2 separate regions of the Homo sapiens genome follow, and region 2 is linked to region 1. A link is an interaction called in ENCODE POLR2A ChIA-PET data of the cell type or tissue named here. Cell type or tissue: PC-9. All regions are shown on one strand. Links, peaks and the distances in the headings refer to the core of each region. The heading gives the core; the rest is flanking DNA. Region 1 overlaps WDR26 (WD repeat domain 26). Region 2 overlaps TAF1A (TATA-box binding protein associated factor, RNA polymerase I subunit A).

The links. ChIA-PET counts read pairs that join two places held together with the same protein. Peaks named below come from ENCODE experiments on the same cell type or tissue, not always from the same donor. Only the 100,000 strongest peaks of a DNase experiment are listed, where the experiment ranks them.
Region 2: POLR2A ChIA-PET joins it to region 1 with 16 read pairs; 2 of 35 experiments call an interaction of 5 or more read pairs at or near these places.

Annotation. Positions count from the first base shown.
Region 1 is chr1:224,383,950-224,389,334 of GRCh38, reverse strand. WDR26 (WD repeat domain 26) reads left to right here. Exons shown (of 14, transcript NM_001379403.1): 14 at 1-4,189. Among named protein-coding and RNA genes, the nearest start is that of MIR4742, 12 kb to the left of the region's middle. In PC-9, for the core only: no CTCF peak of the experiment used is centred there; no DNase peak of the experiment used is centred there; H3K27ac peaks cover 954 bases.
Region 2 is chr1:222,579,510-222,584,894 of GRCh38, reverse strand. TAF1A (TATA-box binding protein associated factor, RNA polymerase I subunit A) reads left to right here. Exons shown (of 11, transcript NM_005681.4): 3 at 598-767; 4 at 5,023-5,136. Among named protein-coding and RNA genes, the nearest start is that of TAF1A-AS1, 7.7 kb to the left of the region's middle. RefSeq lists an enhancer at 2,410-2,549. In PC-9, for the core only: no CTCF peak of the experiment used is centred there; a DNase peak (open chromatin) is centred at 2,644; H3K27ac peaks cover 1,890 bases.

The DNA.
Region 1 (5,385 bases), core at 109-5,108:
TTTGCAGCTTGGTTCATGGATTCTAGCCTTGCCCGTTGCGCAGTATATACTGATCCAGATGATAAACCAGTGAACTATGTCAAAAGCACTCTCAATATTACATTTGACAAAAAGTTTTGTACTTTTCACATAGCTTGTTGCCCCGTAAAAGGGTTAACAGCACAATTTTTTAAAAATAAATTAAGAAGTATTTATAGGATTAAAGTGACTTCATTTGTATACATTTGGAATCTAAACCAGCTTAAAAACAGTTTCCTCAATGACTTAGATACACAGTATAACTGATGCTCTTCTGGAATACCACATGAGACATGGTCAGAAACAGTGCTTGGAAGGACATTACACAAGAAATTCAGAGTAATGCTTTGAAGATTTCCCCCCTTTTGTTTTATTCCTGAAGGAACATCAGTACCCGATCTTGAAGAAATTCAAGATTCAAAAAGAATTTTAAATACACCAACATGAGACATCAGTAGTCAGTTGGTTTTCAGTAAAGCTTGTTCCAAGTTGTTCTCAACTTAGGAAGTAATTTTGGTGTGATCTAGCAAAAGAGTAGGAATCAGCGATACAACCACTTTGGAAGTTTATAGTATAATTGAAATTATTAGAAGAATTCAGCAGGTTACAGACATACTTAAACTGGGATTAAAACCTCATAGTCATTTTTCTTAATTGCCCTTAATATTTTGACATATAGGGATACATAAATTTAAAGAATATTTTTTCTCAGTTTTTTCAGATATTGCCATACTGAACCTCATTCTAAACTGGTGCTGTGGATAGTCTTTCCCTCTCCCCTCCTGTTTTAGTTTAAGGAAAGGTTTCCTTCATGGAAAAGCACTTTTAATTTTGAGAATTTCACATTTAAAATAAGCCAAAAGCCTGATGTTCACATTGTGCTTTTAAACTCCGTAACAGCTGAATACAACATAACATAGTCTCCCTTGAAATTCCCTCCCTTTTTCAGTAGAGGATAAATAGGGTGACTCCAGCTGTTGGAATGAGAATGGGGATACCCCCAAAATAAGATTCTGGTGAAGAAAAAGTCTTGTACTAAGTTCCCCTTTAGGTGTAGCCAAGTCTATAATATAATTATGATCATGAATAGACTCCAGAATCCACAAAGAGAAGAGGGCTTGGATGTCAAAAATTCTTCCATTGTGGGGTAGGTGGTCGGGGATGGGAGAAAGGGAAAAGTCAGGGAAGGGGAGAAGAAAGAAAAACACATTTGGCCTTAAAATAGCATGCATTCTCCCAGAAGCCCATAGTAAAGAAAATGACAGATCGTGGTCAGCAGACTCTTATCAAATTGGTATGTAAAAGATTTCTTCAAGCTCCATTTTGCAGAGACCACCACTTAGAGAATCAAAAAATTCCTGTTTTGATACTTCTAAGTTAAAATATATGTTACAGTTTATCTGGTACTTCATTTTTCTTAACTAAAATTACTTTTTACTTTAAGCTTGAATAAAAATCTTCATTGGTAACTGTATGTAATTAAGTGGCAACTTCTCTTTACCTCAGTATAGTTAAAAACCATTCATATTTTAAGTGATTCATGTATACCCTGAAGCCGTTAATACACCCCAGTCTCTATGGTAACATCACTAAATGTGGGCATAGAAACTCCACAGCTGTTTACAAATTTGGTTACAGTGTGCTACGGTGCATTTGTAACACTCAGATTTGTGCCCATTCAGGGGCAATTTGGCACTCAGATTCTACTCTACTTCACCTAACCACCCCTAGATCTGAGTTTTCAGAGTGCTTCTGAAGTACAGTTTAAAAACACTTTTTAAAAAGTGGAGTAAAAGTGAGGCACATTTTACAAGAACATAACTCCTATTAAAACGGAGTAACAACTATGCAAAGGTTTCTATAGCAGCTAGGTGAGTTTGTTTTCCGGGTCTGTCTTAACTGGCAGCTTCCTGTACATACTGGTACTTATTTGCTGTAAACGTCTGTTTCATACATTTGCCATGCAGTGACTGTGCTCGAAAGGTGAAATCAATGGTAAAGAAGCCTAGGATTTTATGGTATGAGAAACTGATCGCAGGATTTTCTGATCCATAGCTATTAATTGAAAACTTCTGATAGTGCTGTAGGCTCTATAGTAGGCTTAAGAGTGAGTCTTATACTATGAAGCCAGCCACAAGATACTAACAAATGTATAAATTGAAAAGTACCAATACTTTTTGCACATAGATCAAAATAGAGTGGAGAATTTGGGCTCCAAAAATCAGGTTAGTAGGCTCATTTCCATGTGCTTAAAAATGTTTTTGTTGTTATGCATTGATTAAGGGCTAGAGCAAATATAAAATTAAATGTCTTTTTCCTCCAAATAATTGGTTATTAATGGTAAAATGTTGGACTTGGGGATTACTGAGATTAGTATGTGGGTAGTAAAGAATTGGAGTGGGAGTTAGTGGGGAGGGATGACAAAGCTTCAGCTTTGGTTTTTGTATTTTTTTAGTCTTCATAACAGCTACATTTCTGTTGCTCTTATTGGCCAGATAAATGTGTTATATTAAACCAGGTAAGTATTTTAAACAGAGAACATTTTATTTGCATATATCCCTACAAATTGGCCCATTTTATTGGGTGGGGGGATAAAAAAGGGATTCCCTAACTTTAAATAATCAGAATATCCTGCAATTGAAAGGAGAAAAAAATCCAATTTTGTCAGTATTTTCTTAGTCTGAAAAAAACAGCAGTAGTAATCTGGTGAATGTTATTATTAGGAGTGTTCTGCCTCTACAGTGGCATATTCCATGACATTAATAGAAAACCCTTCTTTCCCACCCCTCCCCATCTTGACATTTTCTTTTTTAGGATGTTGGTTCCTGCAAACAAGAACTGACCCTATCACCTCTGCCTCACAGTGGGTAAATATATCATACATCTCTTGAAAGGGAAAATATCCATGTCAGTTTCTTTCACAGTAGAAGAATGGCTGCTTTTGAATGGGGAGGAAAGAAGACATTTTTCTTAATATCCTTTTTGTCCCATCTCTAAAATGTATAAATATTTTGATTTGGTTTTACTTTAATTTCTCATTCATAATTTCGCAACTGTCCTTTTGGGTTGCCCTCCAACACATTACTTCCATTTCAGAAACCATATCTGATTTAATATAAACTGCTAACTTAAGAAGAGGTGAATTTGCATTTACACTTAGACACTTTCTAAAAACAGGGTGAACTTAATTGAAATTTTTCAGTGTTGTTAAGCTATTGTTATAGTAGCTGCCCTATAGTTACAAAAATAAAAACTATAAAAACCCATCCCCTATCTACTTAATCCAGATAGCCTGGATTTAACAAAACCAATAGTATAAAAATGTGTGTGTGTGTTCTGTGTGTGTGTGAGAGAGAGAGTACTTGATTCATTAAAAAGTCCTGGAAACAGCTGTTCTAGGATCTTGTCATTTTTACTGAAAGTCTCGTGCACATGTGAAGTGCCCTCTGAGTTTAAGGTTTGGTTAATACTGGTATATTTTTATAAGATTGAAATTGTGTCCCCATCTTTAACTTAAACATTTTCATTATCAGGGTCAATGTGCTAGAACTGAATTGTAACATTTTTAGGCACAGATGGAAAAAAATGTTATTGGCTCCTTGAAAATGTGTGTGTGTGGCGAGGGGAATAGATCCACAAAAGCATGTATGTACTTACAAACCAAGCTGTAGAGATCAAGAAAAGAACTTAAGTGTTGATCTCAAGATTTCTAAATTGTCAAGATTTACATGGCATTGTGGTGGAACTAGTTAACACTTAGAGCTTTTGGTATGTAATAACTATTTGCTATGGACTGATTAAATGTTTCAAAAGATTGTGTTCTTCAATTTTGGTGGGTTTTGATTTTTGTTTTTTTAACTGCCTCTCAGATTATATTTACTTAGTTTAAATTTCTTTGCTTTATTCATTAAAGTATAAAAACTTCAGGTCTCTGATATTTATTTTCACTTGTTTACTAATTATTTACAAAACACCCTTTGTTGACTTTTATTTTATAAATGTGTAATGTATTAAACGTCTTTAAATTTTTGTTCAACTGAAACTACATTAACTTTGATTTGCTTTACTGGGATTTTTTTTTAAAGACACTTTTTCCATGTCAGTGCGCAGCACTTAACCAGTCGTTTGTATTCCCTTTCTTTCAATCCAATAAACAGAATGAATACCTAAATAATTCTTGGTGTGTTACATCTCCTAATATCCATTAATCTGAATGTTTAAGTAGTACTCTTTTTGCCTAAAACATTTGCTGATTTTTTATGTATTTTAGAGAGAGTCTCACTGTGTTGCCCAGACTGGACTTGAACTGCTGGGCTCAAAATATCCTCCTGACTCAGCCTCTCAAAAGTGCTGAAATAACAGACACAAACCATCATGCCTGGCTATGATTTGCTGAATTTGCCTTCCATATATGTACCTAGAGTTTGTGAGTGATAGCTAAAGAAGCAGTGGTTAGTCTGTTGGGATCATCTTTTTTTTTTTTTTTTTTTTTTTTTTTGAGACGGAGTCTTGCCCTGTCGCCCAGGCTGGAGTGCAGTCGTGCGATCTCGGCTCAGTGCAACCTCTGCCTCCCGGGTTCAAGTGATTCTTCTGCCTCAGCTTCCCAAGTAGCTGGGACTACAGGCGCCCGCCACCACGCCCAGCTAATTGTTGTATTTTTAGTAGAGATGGGGTTTCACCATATTGGCCAGGCTAGTCTCGAATTCCTGACCTCGTGATCCACCTGCCTCGGCCTCCCAAAGTGCTGGGATTACAGACGTGAGCCACCGCGCCTGGCCTGGGATCGTCTTTTTAAGGGCCACTGTGCATTCATGGATAAACTTAGAAAAATTTTAGGAGTATTTGCATTTCAAAGGAATTGCATGCCCTATTTTGTTCAAAAATAAAGTTCAAATGTGAAAAATAAGTATTTGGCAGCCGACTAATGGTGAGTGTAGCTGTGAGAGGTATTGCTTCCATAGCTCACGGCTTAGAAAATCATGGTTTGCAGCTTCCTCTGATTAACAGGAAAGAGAAGGAAGAAGTTTTTCTACTTGTTTTCTTTAAATACAGCTATACCTTAACAGCAGATTTAGCTAATTTAGTCAGTTTATTCATCTACATTTAGAGTTCCATGCCAATTCCCAGGACCAGGTATAGAAATTTTCTCAGTCTTAACAAATCTAAGAGTACAGATTTTTTTTTAAAATACAATCTGGCCGGGCACAGTGGCTCACGCCTGTAATCCCAACACTTTGGGAGGCTGAGGCAGACAGATCACCTGAGGTCAGGAGTTCAAGACCAGCCTGACCAACATGGCAAAACCCCGTCTCCATTAAAAATACAAAAATGAGCTGGGCGTGGTGGCCGGCGCCTGTAGTCTCAGCT
Region 2 (5,385 bases), core at 223-5,222, 1.8 Mb after region 1:
AAGATAAGAAGATGTAGCAATGTAACTAGTCATTCATATAATAGCACTGTATCTAAGCCCAAATGTTCTTAACATTGGGATTGCCAATACTTTAGAGATATAAATGCTAATTTTTGCAACTGTTTTAATCTCATTTGTATATAATATCATTGAGTTACTAGGAATTTGGTCCTTAAAAAATAAAAGCCCACTTGGGGTTTGCAGAACATGGGTAGGTAATAAAGACCATGTTTGCCTAGAATGACCCTGACATTTTACCCATTCTAAATACCTGGGACTGTGCTTTTGGGGGCCTGTTTGAGAGATTCTCCGCAAATTATTTGGTACAAGGATGAAAGGATGATTGAATCAGATTTAAAGGATCTGGTGACTCTAGTAGCCCCAAAACATCAAATTAGAAATGTTTTTATCTGCTAAAAATAATTAATATAATGTAGAAGGGTTTGTTTCAAGTGAAGCTGGCTTTGGTACTGGGAATGGGCTGGGTCAAGTAATGCCTACTGTTTACTTGTTAAAACTTCTTATCAGAAGTAAGTTTTTTGAATAGTTGAACTGGAGCCACTTGGATAAAAACTCTCTTCTTTTTCGTTTTTATAGCCATTGGAGGGAAAAGGAGGAAGGATTTTGCTCAGACAACAAGTGCTTGTTTAAGTTTTATCCAAGAAGCTCTGCTGAAGCACCAATGGCAGCAAGCTGCAGAATACATGTACAGTTATTTTCAGACCTTGGAAGATTCAGATAGCTACAAAAGGCAGGCTGCACCTGAGGTAAATAAAATTTGAGTTTGCTGGAAGAAATGATAGATTCCCAGAAGTTTATGCCTACAGCTTCACCTACAGTAGCTTTTACAGAATCTCAGTGATTTTGCTAAAAGCTACTAAAACTACTTTTGAGTGGAGAGTTTGTATTGGGACCTTTTTTGCACACTTCTTTTTACCTCTTATTTTAAAGGGGACTAAAATGTTCATTCCAATAATTCTTCCTTTTCCCCCCTCTTTATGGATGTTTCCCATCATCATGTAAAAATTTTGTTATTCTATCTTTTTTTTTTTTTTTTGAGACGGAGTCTTGCTCTGTCGCCAGGCTGGAGTGAAGTAGCGCGATCTCGGCTCACTGCAATCTCTTACCTCCTGGGTTCAAGTGATTCCCCTGCCTCAGCCTCCTGAGTAGCTGGGACTACAGGCATGTACCACCACGCCCGGCTAATTTTTTGTATTTTGGTAGAGACGGGGTTTCACCAGGTTGGCCAGGACGGTCTCAATCTCTTGACCTCGTGATCCGCCTGCCTCGGCCTCCCAAAGTGCTGGGATTACAGGTGTGAGCCACCATGCCCAGCCTATTCTATCTTAAAATCATCTCTTGACCCAAACTTCCCCCATAGACTATACTTCATTGTTTTACTCTCTTTCAGCAAAACTTCTTGAAAGAGTTGTTCTCTTTTTCCAACTAGAGTGATCCTTTTTTTTTTCGTTTTATCAAGACGTTTTTTATACGCCATCACCCACTTAAATTGTACAATTCAATGTATTTTCATACATTTACAGAGTTGTGCAACCAACCATTACCACACTCTAAATTTAGAACCTTTTTTTTCTCCCATGAAACCAAAACCCTGTACCCACTTGCAGTCCTTCCCCATTCCTCCTCACAGCTGCCGGACACTGGCAGCCACTAATCTATTACTTTCTTTTTCTTTTTTTGTTTTCTTTTGAAACGGAGTCTTGCTCTGTTGCCCAGGCTGGAGTGCAGTGGCATGATCTCTGCTCACTGCAACCTCCAGCTCCTGTGTTCAAGTGATTCTTGTACCTCAGCCTCTTGGGTGGCTGGGATTGCAGGCATGCACCACCACACCTATCTAGTTTTTTGTATTTTTAGTGGAGACTGGGTTTCACTCTGTTGGCCAGGCAGGTCTTGAACTCCTGGCCTCAAGTGATCTGTCCACCTCGGCCTCCCCAAAGTGCTGGTATTGCAAGCGTGAGCCACTATGGCCAGCCTAATCTATTTTCTATTCTGGACATTTCATATAAGTGGTTTTGTACAATATGTGGCCTTTTGTAAATGATTTCTTTCACTTGGCATAATGTTTTCATGGTTTATCCATGTTGTAGCATGTATAAGTACTTCATTACTTTTATTGCCAAATAATCTGTCATATGGAAATACCATGTTTTATTTGTCCATTTATCAGTTGTTAGACACTTAGGTTGTTTTTGCTTTTCGGTTATTGGAAATAATGCTTCTGCGAACATTTGTGTACAGGTTTTTGTGTGGACGTTTGTTTTAATTTCTCCTGGGTCTACACCTGGGAGTGGAATTGCTGGTCATATGGTAACACTATGTTTAGCCTCTTGAGGAACTGCCAGACTGTTTTCCAAAGTGGCCATACCATTTATATTCTCACCAGCAATATCTGAGGCTTCTAATTTCTCTAATCCTTGCCAATATTTTGTTATTGTCCTGTCTTACTGATAATAGTCATCCTTGTGGTTGTGAAGTGGCATCATCCTGGTTATGATTTGCATTTCTCTAATGACTAATGATTCAGAGTGAGCTTTTTAAAACATATCAGATCATGTCACTCCTCTGCTGAAAACACTGTAATAGCTTTCCATTTCATTCAGTAAAAGCCAAAGTCATAATTGCCTATAAATTCCTATGTGATGTGCTCACTTCCTTTCCTTGTTTGACCTCTCTGACTTCATCTCCTGAAACAGGTGGAGCATTCCGAATTCAAAAATGTGAAAACCAGAATGCTTCAAAGCTTTTTCATTACTGACATGAGATAGTGACACCTTTGCTTTCTAATGGTTCAATGTATACAAATTTTGTTTCATGCACAAAATTTTAAGAATATTATATAAAATTACCTTCAGGCTATATGTATAGGTGTATATGAAACATAAGTGAATTTCATGTTTAGCCTTTGGTCCTATCCCCAGTCTCATTATGTATATACAAATATTTAAAAAGCGGAAACAATTTCAAGTCTGAAACATTTCTGGTCCCAACGATTTCAGATAAGGGATACTCAACCTGTATTATCCTGCTTGTTTTTTCTTTTCCATCCTCACTGGTCTCCTTGTTCTTACTTGAATGGGCCAGGCATATTCCTGACTGATTGCCTTTGCCTTAACCAGTTCTTGGAAAGCTCTTTCTTCAGCTATCACTGCAGCTACCCTCCTTCAAGGCCCCTTTTCATTGAGGCCTACTTTGACTATTTAAAATTGCAATTGCCTTACTCCAACTGCAACCTGCACTTTCTGAATGGCACTCCTGATCTCCTTGTCCTGCTGCATTCTTTTCCTCTAACAGTTGACAATTTAATTATATTTCTTGGTTATTGTTTGTCTCTCTACATAGAATGTAAATTTCACAGGGCAGGGTTAAAACAGTGCCTGGCATATACTGCTAAATTTCTTCAGTAAAAGACAGTTTACCCACAAATAACTTGACATGAGTGTCTCATAGGTTTTACTAACACAGTCACCATTGCATCAATTAGTTATCTTCTAGAGCAAAAAAAATAAAAAAGAGAAGCTGAAAAAAAAGTTTAACCATTCATTGAAAATTTAATTTATGGACTTAAGTTACATACTCCTGTAAAACATTGAACATGTTACAGCCTCTTGTTGTCCAGATTTTGTTTTGTAAAATGAAGGAATTGGATCAGTGGTTTTTGAGCACTTCTTTGGCTCTCTTTGGATCACCTAGGGCTTTCATTCAAAGTATAAATTCCTTTACTCCACCCCTGTCTATTGAGTCAGAGTATCTTTTATTTGTATTTTTTTATTTTTTGAGATGGAGTCTCACTCACTTTGTCACCCAGGCTGGAGTGCAGTGGCACGATCTTGGCTCGCTGCAAGCTCCGCCTCCCGCCACGACGCCTGGCTAATTTTTTGTATTTTTAGTAGAGACGGGGTTTCACCGTGTTAGCCAGGATGGTCTCACTCTCCTGACCTCGTGATCCACCCGCCTCGGCCTCCCAAAATCCTGGGATTACAGGTGTGAGCCACCGCGCCTGGCCCAGAATACCTATTTTTAACTGGTGTCCCATGTAATTACTGTGTACACTGGTGGTGAGAATAGCTATCATAATCTCAAAGTTTTCTTTTTTTTTTTTTTCCTGCTTTTCTTCCCCCCCTGCATTTACCCATCCCTGGTGGTAGGTGATCCAAGACCCAGGTTTTCTTTAAGCTCCCAAATACTACAGTGTGATATTCTACAAATGAAATCTTGATATCTCTGAGTTGGGAAGATGAGGATCCTTATATCAAATGATAATATGTGTATCATATATAACTATAGCAGTGATAGTGTGTGTATCCACATATAACCAATATGTATGTTCATAGAAATAATTGATTTACAGTTCAGTTTAATTTACTTTGAAGTTGGTATTATTGATTACTTTAAATTGAGGTTAGCGAAATAGAGATTTGCTCTCATGAAAAAAGAGCTCCAAGTTCTGCCGCCAAAGTTTTGGTGATCTGAGGATAAAATATTTTTTTATTAAGATTTGTCCATAGCTAATCAAAATTCTTAAATTGGCATTCTAAATATAGAATAAATGTAGTCAATAGTTGTAGAATTTGATGGGCTCTCAGGAAATGTGTAGTTTGTTGCCCTCATTTTGCAGATGATGAAGAAGAGGCTGAGACCAATGAAGAAGCCAATATTATTAGAACCCAAATTTTCTGACTTTAATATTCTTCCTTCCATACCAATTAAACATTTTATATTAAATATGTATCTTAACTGTCTACTTTCTTTAAACTACTAAATTAATAATGATGCTATTATACTATCTGATATTTTAATAGAAATTTGAAAGGTTAAAACTATTCTATCACATAAGGAAGTAGTATTAATTTTACATGGCAAAGTAGAGTAAAATGTTGACGGTAGTGGTCTCTGGAAAAGGAATCACAGGTTATTAATGTTGTAATCAGGAAAACAATATCTTAGACAGAAATTGGTTAAGGCAAAAATTTTACATTTTGGCAGTAATTTCTGCTTTGACAGATTATTTGGAAGCTCGGAAGTGAAATTCTATTTTATCATCCCAAAAGCAACATGGAGAGTTTCAATACTTTTGCTAACCGGATGAAAAATATTGGCGTCATGAATTATTTAAAGGTGAGAATATGGGCTTTGTGAATTTACACTTGCAGTATTCTTTTTTTTTTCTAATTGCTTGTGTCAGTGATAAGGTAGTTAACCTAAAAAATGTGGGACAAGGATAAGACATTCTGGATAAATAAGAGAAACTGAAAGAAAAGAGCGTTATGAGAACCATTTACTTCTTGATTTTCAGGCGCCTCCTGTGTTCTCTGACTAAAAATTCCTTTTCTTTGTATATTTCTTCTGGCTGCCAAAACCAGTTAT